2 separate regions of the Homo sapiens genome follow, and region 2 is linked to region 1. Evidence: read pairs that join two places in POLR2A ChIA-PET (ENCODE). Cell type or tissue: K562. All regions are shown on one strand. Links, peaks and the distances in the headings refer to the core of each region. The heading gives the core; the rest is flanking DNA.

Region 1 (4,381 bases), core at 137-4,136:
TGGCAGGCAGGACAGGGAGTAGACTGGGGGAAGGGACTGCCCCCAGGCCCTTGGCCTATAGCCTCAGGCCTCAAAGAGGACTCTCTCCCAGACCTCCCCTACAGGGACAGAAGATCCCACTCCCCAGTGCCCGCCTGAAGCAGTAACCAAAGGGGCAAAGGGATAGTGGGAAGTGGGTAGGTGGCAAGAAGCCATGCCTGGGGACCAATTTCAGAGAAGAGCAGTGAGGCTCAGGGTTGCAGTCTGGCTCGTGGCAGCCTCAGGCCCAAGAGGGGACAGAGATGAAGGAAGCTTTAGAGCAAGGTTGTCTGCAGAGTCCTTCATACCAGTTCTCCACAGGGCATACATGGTGGTTCATCACAGCCATGGCATACCTGTGGGAACAGAACTGTCACCCTGGCAGCCTTCCCGAGCCCCACTCAACCCACCCCATGACCCTTCTCTTCAACCTTGATTTCTGGCCCCATTCAGCCTCATTATTGTTGCTGGGGACTCAAGTTGAGGTCCCTAAGGCTTGATGCCACACCAGCACCTGCAGCATGCCCCCAGCTACAGGCCCTCTGGAAATTGCCCTGGCTAGAAGTATATTTGTCAGGGCCACCCTGCTGGACAGCAGTGGTGCCAGCTTGTCCCAAGGGGCTGTGTGCCCAGGCACCAAGTCAGGCTTTTGAGACACCCAGAGTGACCCTGGGTACCACCGTGGCTATGACAGGACAAGAGACTTTGTGTGCGTCATCAAGCTCCTGTTGCCCCCCGGGCACCCCCCTTTACTCACACAGTCCATATGCCAGTGATGGAGAACGCTGACAGGCTGACAGGCAGGAGGATCCAGGCGGTCATGAGGGAGGGGAGCCAGGGTGGTGGTGGTGTTGGGGGGAGGACAAGAGGTAGATGGGGAAGTGGGGGCGGACCAGCTACCTTGAGATGTTTCTGCCACAACCATCAGCTGTCCTGGCCTGGTGGAGAGAGATCAAAGTCCAGGAGTGGGTAACTGGCCGGGAAGGGGGAGGGGAAGGGGGTCAACACCTTATCCAGCGCTCCCGTTGGGTCTCTGAGCGTCCAAAGTTTGGGCTGAGCCCACGGCAGAACGTGAACACCCTCTGGCACTGGGGGCCTCCGCGGTCAACCCAAATGCCACCGGCGTGCTGAGAGACGCAGGCGGACCGTAACATCTGGAAGGGAGTTACCCTCCTTCTGAGGGACCAGGGCTGGGAGAAGGGCTGGACAACCGAAGAGGCCACGCCAAGGAGAGGCTGGGTGCCGGCCCAGTGGAGCGGTGGCGAGTCGGCGGCGCGCAGGCAACCACCTGACCATCGGCGCCCTGGGCGAGGGGCGGGTTCACGCGGAAAGCCCAGCCCGGCCCGGCCCCCGCTCGCCTGGGCGCGGGGACCCCGGCTGGGGCCGGACCCTGCGGCCGGCGACCCCCCAGGACCCGGGACGCGAGAGTCCCCAGGTGATTCCTGGAAGCCCGGAGGAAGGGAAGGAGCCCAGTACGCACCTCCCCGGAGCGCCCCGCCGCCGCCGCACCCTGCTCGGCCCCCTCGTGGCGCCGACTCTAGCTGCGGCCCTCGGAGCAGCCCTGAAAGGTTTAAAGGGCCGAGCGGCCCCGCCCCTGGAGGCCCCAGGCCTCGCCGCGCCGCCCGCCGGGACGTGGAGTCCGCGCAGCCCCGGCCTCGGTGCCCGCGCCCTGCCCGAGACTACAACTCCCGAGCCCCCGCGCCCGCGTCACGGGGGAAACGTGGGCGGTGTCCCAACTTCGGAGGACCTGGGCGCGGAGGGCTGTGGCGTGAAGACCGCTCTAAAACCGAGATGACTAGAGGTTCCGTTTAACCGATTCCTGCCGGGGAAGCGTCAGCAGGTGGGGATCTCGGGGCAGCCTGCATTCCAGCTCTACCTGGGATTGTCGCCGTGCACATGGCTGGAGGAGCGTCTCTCCGCCACTGCGCACATTTTGCAGCCTGCACCGGCCAACGGTGAGTCCTCTAGGAAGCTCTCTCAACGTGGCGCCCCATGCCTGCCTCTGGCCAGGGCTGCGGTGGGTCCAGAGAAGCAGACACAAAGACTTGGCTGTTTCTTAAGAAATCCAAGCGCCTGGGATTTGGCTTATGGTTCCTGTGGCTCAGCAAACTCCGGAGGAGGGCTGCTTTCATTAGATACTTTTTGCTTTCCTGCATACAAGTACACAATGTACTAGCCAGAAATCAGTGTCCAAGACGTGTTTCCCGACTGATCAACACTTATTTGAAATAAGACGGCAGAGACCAGAGGACATCCATTCTAAATAGACACATGTAGGTGTCAGTGTAGAGTAGGTAAGGATTAACATGGCCAGTGTTGGTAAGCAAAGAGGGGAAGGTGAGAGACCCGGAGGAATCTGGGAAAAGGAAACAGGATAGTGTGGGAAAAATTACTGACCAGCTTCACCAAAAACTTACAGGCTATGAGTGCATTCCTGGATGTTTCTTTTTTTTTTACTTTTTCTTTTTCTTTTTTTTTTTTTTGAGACGGAGTCTCGCTCTGTCGCCCAGGCTGGAGTGCAGTGGCGCGATCTCGGCTCACTGTAAGCTCCGCCTCACGGGTTCACGCCATTCTCCTGCCTCAGCCTCCCGAGTAGCTGGGAACTACAGGCGCCCGCCACCTCACCCGGCTAATTTTTTTGTATTTTTAGTAGAGACGGGGTTTCACCATGTTAGCCAGGATGGTCTCGATCTCCTGACCTCGTGATCCGCCCGCCTCGGCCTCCCAAAGTGCTGGGATTACAGGCGTGGGCCACTGCGCCTGGCCCGGATGTTTCTTAAATTATTGCAAGGGTGGAAATACTTTCACATATCAGAAGTGTGCCTGGCATTCTGTCTCAAAGGCGGTCCCAGCATCTGTTGGAGCCCTTGTGAGATGACAGATCATCACCTGAATGGTGCACAGGCGCAGGTTGCCCAGCGTGGGGAGCTGAAGTTTGGCAACACTGGTGAGGCAAAGGCTATGTGAAACAACAGGGTCCTGTGCTTTAGAGAAGTAGAGCAGAATAAACTGCACAATGACTTGAAGAGGGAGAAACCTTCTTGGACCCAGTGGAAAGCAGAAATGGAAGCAGAAAACCTGTTGGAGAGCCCTTTTTCTTTTGAGACAGAGTTTCACTTGTTGCCCAGGCTGGAATGCAATGGTGCAATCTCGGCTCACTGTTACCTCTGCCTCCTGTGTTCAAGTGATTCTTGTGCCTCAGCCTCCCGAGTAGCTGGGATTACAGGTGCCTGCCACCATGCCCAGCTAATTTTTTTATATTTTTAGTAGAGACGGGGTTTCACCATGTTGGTCAGGCTGCTCTTGAACTCCTGACCTCAGGTGATCCGCTCGCCTTGGCCTCTCAAAGTGCTGGGATTACAGATGTGAACCACCGTGCCCAGCGGGAGAGCCCTGTCCTTAAACACATTAGGACAAGTAGTTAAAACAGGGCCAAGAAGTATGGCTGTGTAGTGATCACTGTACAAGCACACCTGGCTGAATAAACCAGTGGGGGATAAAATCCAGCTCACCTGCCGCTGGCTATGCTTTGTGCCTCAGGACAAGGGTGTGCTTCCTTGCTAATTGACAGGAACCATCTTCCTGCCCAACTGCATTCCCACTGCGTAGGCACCTTATCTGCCCAATGGGGCTGTGAACCCTAATTGGAAGCTTTGCAATTCTTAACACTATATCTTCTTGAGCTGGGTTTGAGTCCCTATCCAATCAAGATGAAGGCCTGAGAGGACTACTCAAGTTCTAACATGATGTGGGGGCAAGGCATAGTAGTCCAGATCCGGGACATGAGGCAGCTTTTGGCTTAGTATGACAATCTAATAGTTCCTAAAATAGAATTATCCCAGGATGGAGCTCCGTATGACAGAAGGGCTCTTCATAGGTAGTTGGTAGGGGGAATTGTGTATCATGTAAGAAGTAGGACCAGATGTCTTTAAAAAGACCTTCCAACTCTAATGCTACATGAGTCTGTCTAGTTGTTATGTTCCAACAGGGACAGCTCTTAAAATAGTGTGGCAAAGCAAGAGATGAGATTTCCAGTGCTGACTCGGTGGTGGAATGACTTTAGGGCAGGTATTTAACCTCCACTTCCCCAAGTACACAAGTTATTTCACAACTCTTGGCAAAAACAGTGCTGTAAAAATCGTAAGTTTATTTGTTAAAAAAAATACTGTATTTGAAAAGTACCTTCCTTCTGGGATTTTCAAATAATTTGTACACTACATTTTATTCATCTACACATTGGAAATGAGTAAACTGGTGAACATATAGCTTTTTATACATTTAACACAACCAGTGCAAATTCTCCTGCCTCTGAGAAGGCAGAGAAGCCCTTTACTCAGAAGGTCTTCAATTCTAGCATTACTCC
Region 2 (4,381 bases), core at 197-4,196, 110 kb after region 1:
TGGGTGAAGGGTATATAGTATTCTTTGTACCACTTTTGCAGTGTTTTCAAAGTCTAATATTATTTCAAAGCTAAAAACTAAAACAAGCTTACAATAAAAAATATGTAAGTAAAAATCCTTTAAAAAGACATGACAAAGTGTGTCAGATATTAGATTATCAAAAGCTAGGAACTCTCTGGGGCCAGAGCTCAAATTCTCTTGTTTTCAGTCTCTTTATCAAATGAAAACTTCTGTCTGCCTTCTACCTTTAGCATGACACAGAAGTAGAAAGAAGGGAAGTGTTTGGGCAAATGTTGAGCAACACACACACAGCAAATGCTCATTTGATGTTTTGGCTGAATCGTAGAACACAGTAGACTGTCTAAACCCTCTGTTCCTGTTCTGGAATGTTCTGATCATAGCTGCTGGCTTATGTCTATCTTATAGCGATCCCCAAAGCTGCACCCGGCGTGGTCCTGAGGATCACAGGACTTAGCATTTCCTGCTTCCACAATGCTGGCCCTTAAGGGATATACTTAGGGATCCAGAGGAAGCAGATTGTATCTGTTGAGTGCTTGAAATAATAATAGTGATGATGATTGATGATAATGATGATGATGATGATGATATCTAAGCTATCACATGCCAGGCACTGTTCCAAATGCTTCAATGCTTAAACCATCCCTGGGAGGAAGGGTCTGTTACTGCACACATTTACAGAGTGAGTGCATCGCTTAGGCTCTCTCGCTTCTCTACATGGCCCGTAAGTAGCGGAGCTGGGCTCTGACCCCACGCAGACTGCCTCTGGAGCCCACCTTCTGATGAATGAGAATGCACATGGGGCAGTGGGCTGAGTCATGGGACACATGCAAGGTGAGTTGGGGATTAGCCTCAACCCCTTTTGGCTTTGATAGAAATCCTTCTCAGAGACTCTCGGAACAGAGTGGTGGTAAAGCACCACCTGGGGCCTGTGGGAGGCCATTTTGGACCCAGTTCTCAGTTTCCAGGGCTGTAGATGTCCCTGGATGGGGCCAGCGCCTGGGGTCCCCCCACCACCCCACACCATACCAACTCTTGTTATTAGCCATTTATCTAGCCACTTAGCACTTTCTCTTGGAAGTGCCACGCTTTGGGACACTTGGAGGTTCTGACACGGGAGTTCCTGATAGTCTGCTTCTGGGTAGAGATAATCCTGATGACTGAGGTGCCTGAAACCCCTCCTGCTGCTGAGCTGAGCCCCGAGGTAGGACAAACACCCCTCTGGGCAAGTACAGAATGGAAACTGAAATAGAAATAAACTCCAACAAAAGCAAACTTCCTGGGGTTTTCCTCCTGCCTCCTCACACACACACCTCTGAAAGGTGTGTGTCTCAGAAGCAATGGCCTGGACCAGGAGTCCTGACCTTGCTGTGTGACTTTGAGCAAGGCCGGGCCCTCTTTAGGCTTCGGTGAACTCAGCTGTGAGTGAGGGGTAGGATTTGATGATTTCCAGCGTCTCTGCTTCCAGTGCCTTCACGTTATGGCACCCAGGGCTTGTGACAAGAGCAGAAGGAAGCCAGGCCCATTCCTGGTGGACTTGAAGGTGTTAGCTCTTTGTTCCCTGGAAGAGTGTGGCCACGGCATTAGGGAGGGCTTGCCACTGCTCTGTCCACACACAATTAGGGCTTAGGTGACTCAGAAGCGAACACACCATGTGTTAAAATAAGAGTTGGTGTTTCTGAGAAGGGAAGTCCAGGAGCTGACCAGGATGGGATTAGCTGTTGATAAGGGGCCCAGCATTGTTCTAGCTCTCCCCTGAGGCCCACACCACATCCTAGAAGAGAAGCCAGGTCCCTCGGCCCTACCAGGGCTGGGACAGTCGGGGCACAGCTGCAGGAGACGCCCTGGGAGGCTGTCTGGGCTGCGGCAGGAGGAGGCAGGGCAGGGCAGTGCAGTGGTTGGGAGGTGGCCACTCTGCCTCTGTTGAGTTTTCTGGCTTTGTCACTTGACGTTGATTCTCCCCCAGGGCCAGAGTGGGGTCAAGTGGGGACCATGGAGGAGGACATGAGATCCTAACAGGCGACCTCAAACTGCTGTACAAGCCCAGCAACCCTGACCGCTCCCCAACCCACAACCAGCAAAGGTCAAGGCCAGTGCCAAGGAGTGCGGGGAGGGCGGCGTGGGGGACTCTCCAGTTTAGACTCTTCAGTCTCGAAAAACAAAGGCTGACAGGAATGTGAGGAAACCACTGTTTACTCTGTTTTCAAGGGTGTTCCACTGAAGTGTGTCCCGAGATGTTTCCAGAAGGAGGATGACGGGGGTGGTGCTGAAGAGGCTCTGCCATGGGAACCGGAGCCGGAGATGCCGGCCAGAACTCTGGGTTCTCTGGAAGTGGTGGGAGGAAACCCGCAGGAGGGAAGAGGCCATCTCTCCTTTAACTCCTAGGGGAACAGACCGCAGGGGCTGAGGGTGCTAGCCCTTTCTGAAGCTGAGAGGGAGCCGGAAAGGAAGGGACTCAGGGGATCTCATGGGAGCCAGAAGGGCCCAGACTTAGGATCCGAAATTGTGCCTATGAGAGTGGTGAGCATTGGAGACTCTCCCAGGGGTTGGTTGGTGGCAGGCGACATGAATCTGTGAATGCTGGCTTAGCTTTAGAGGGACTGAGGGTGAGGATGTCACAGAGCCCAAGGGCAGGATTCAGAGCCCAGCCTCCAGGAGGACAAGAATGGGGACATTCCTTGGGGACAAAGTTGGGCTGTCAGTCACTGTCTCAGACCTTCTCTCCGGCCTGTCTGGTTGCCCGTCTCCGCTGTGCGCCTGCAGACCCTGCCTGATCATTGCTGCTCATGGTTTCAAAATGTGTTTCCTCAGATGGTGGCCCCAGGCCCTGAGCCTTGTGATCTTCTGGATATAGAGCTCATGCAGCCAGCTAACCAGAGACCCTGTGCCTCAGCCCCAGGCCCTGAGCCTTGTGATCTTCTGGATATAGAGCTCATGCAGCCAGCTAACCAGAGACCCTGTGCCTCAGCCCCAGGCCCTGAGCCTTGTGATCTTCTGGATATAGAGCTCATGCAGCCAGCTAACCAGAGACCCTGTGCCTCAGCCCCAGGCCCTGAGCCTTGTGATCTTCTGGATATAGAGCTCATGCAGCCAGCTAACCAGAGACCCTGTGTCTCAGCCCCAGATCCTAGAAAGAGAATGTGATTGTTCCAGACTGGCCGGGGATTCGCCCCCTAGTTTAGCGGGCTTGGCCGCGCGGTAGGCCCACAGGAACAACGCAGGGGCCCTCCACTTCCCCTCCAGCTGTGGGCAAGGGCAGTTCTTGCGTCCCAAAGAGGGAACCTAAAGAAAAAAGGGAAATATGGGAGGCAGGAGACTGGGTGGAACCAGAAGTGGAGGATGGGGCCACGGAGACCTCCTGAAGCTGGGCTCGCAGGGAGTTCAGGGGAGAGCCGGAAGGAGTGGGGTCGGATTAGGGACAACACAAGGACCCACACCCACGAGCTGTACAGTTCATTCCTAGATAACGACGACTGGTTTGGGCTTTTATAAACTAAAATTTCCCCTGAAGATAATCTATAACCCAACTGCCACTGATACAGTGAAAAAGTCTGGCTTCTCTAGGAAGCCATTTAGCTCAAGGTAACCTCAAGAAGAGAAACAGAGAGGTTTAGGAGTGACAAAGTTTTCATGGCCAAGATGGAAATGTCCTGCCTAGAAAGAGGCCATAAGGAAAAAGTCTAGAAGTGTATATGTGTGTGAACCTGGACCCCACCGCACCCCAGTGAAATCAGAATCTCGGGGGGGTGGGACTGGCCAGGTGATTCCCATATGCACCCAGGATTTCAAATCACTGGCCTAGGAACAGCTGACAGGTCATTCCCCTTTTCTCCATGACAGGAGCTCAGATGTTTGGAGATTGCCAATAGAAGTCAATGTGGCAGAGCTTGCTCTGTTTCCTGGGCCGTGGGCTCTGGGAACTGGCATCTCAGAGCCTCATGGCCCGAGAAGCTGTGTAGCTACCCCTGTTCCTATTGGTGAAGCCACCCAGCACCCTTAGTAGAGCAGCTCTGTCCTATCCCCACTGGGTGTTCAGGCAGTAAAGATGGGGGGTTGTGCTCAAAGAGCCACAACCATCCTGGTTTTCTGGAACTATCCCAGTTTCAGTACTGAATGTCCTGTGTCCCAGGAAACCCTACAGTCTGTGTAAACTGGGGCATTGGTCACACAGTGGCACTCAGCTGAGGGTCAGGAGAGCCCAGCTGACGTCTTTCAGCCCTGACACAGGCCCCACACCCACGTTCCACAGCGGCTCCTGGCCTGGGAGCTCCAAGCCTGGCATCATTCTCGGCGCTGGGCTCTCCCTTGTCCTGGAGAATGTTGACTTTTCTCACACCCACACATACACATGCACAAGCAAGAA

The links. Peaks named below come from ENCODE experiments on the same cell type or tissue, not always from the same donor. Only the 100,000 strongest peaks of a DNase experiment are listed, where the experiment ranks them.
Region 2: POLR2A ChIA-PET joins it to region 1 with 5 read pairs; 3 of 35 experiments call an interaction of 5 or more read pairs at or near these places.

The regions. Positions count from the first base shown.
Region 1 is chr2:85,601,109-85,605,489 of GRCh38, forward strand. TMEM150A (transmembrane protein 150A) reads right to left here and starts at 1,590. Exons shown (of 8, transcript NM_001031738.3): 1 at 1,499-1,590; 2 at 776-956; 3 at 327-374. The coding sequence starts at 840. It overlaps C2orf68 (chromosome 2 open reading frame 68), which reads right to left. Exons shown (of 4, transcript NM_001013649.4): 4 at 4,146-4,381. It also overlaps a transcript of USP39 not described here. RefSeq lists silencers at 1,060-1,119, 1,220-1,799. In K562, for the core only: CTCF peaks have their summits at 1,558 (motif pointing left) and 2,311; DNase peaks (open chromatin) are centred at 1,633, 2,238 and 3,724; H3K4me3 peaks cover 2,314 bases.
Region 2 is chr2:85,709,190-85,713,570 of GRCh38, forward strand. No RefSeq gene overlaps it. Among named protein-coding and RNA genes, the nearest start is that of GNLY, 17 kb to the left of the region's middle. RefSeq lists enhancers at 1,508-2,008, 2,009-2,509. In K562, for the core only: no CTCF peak of the experiment used is centred there; no DNase peak of the experiment used is centred there; H3K27me3 peaks cover 670 bases.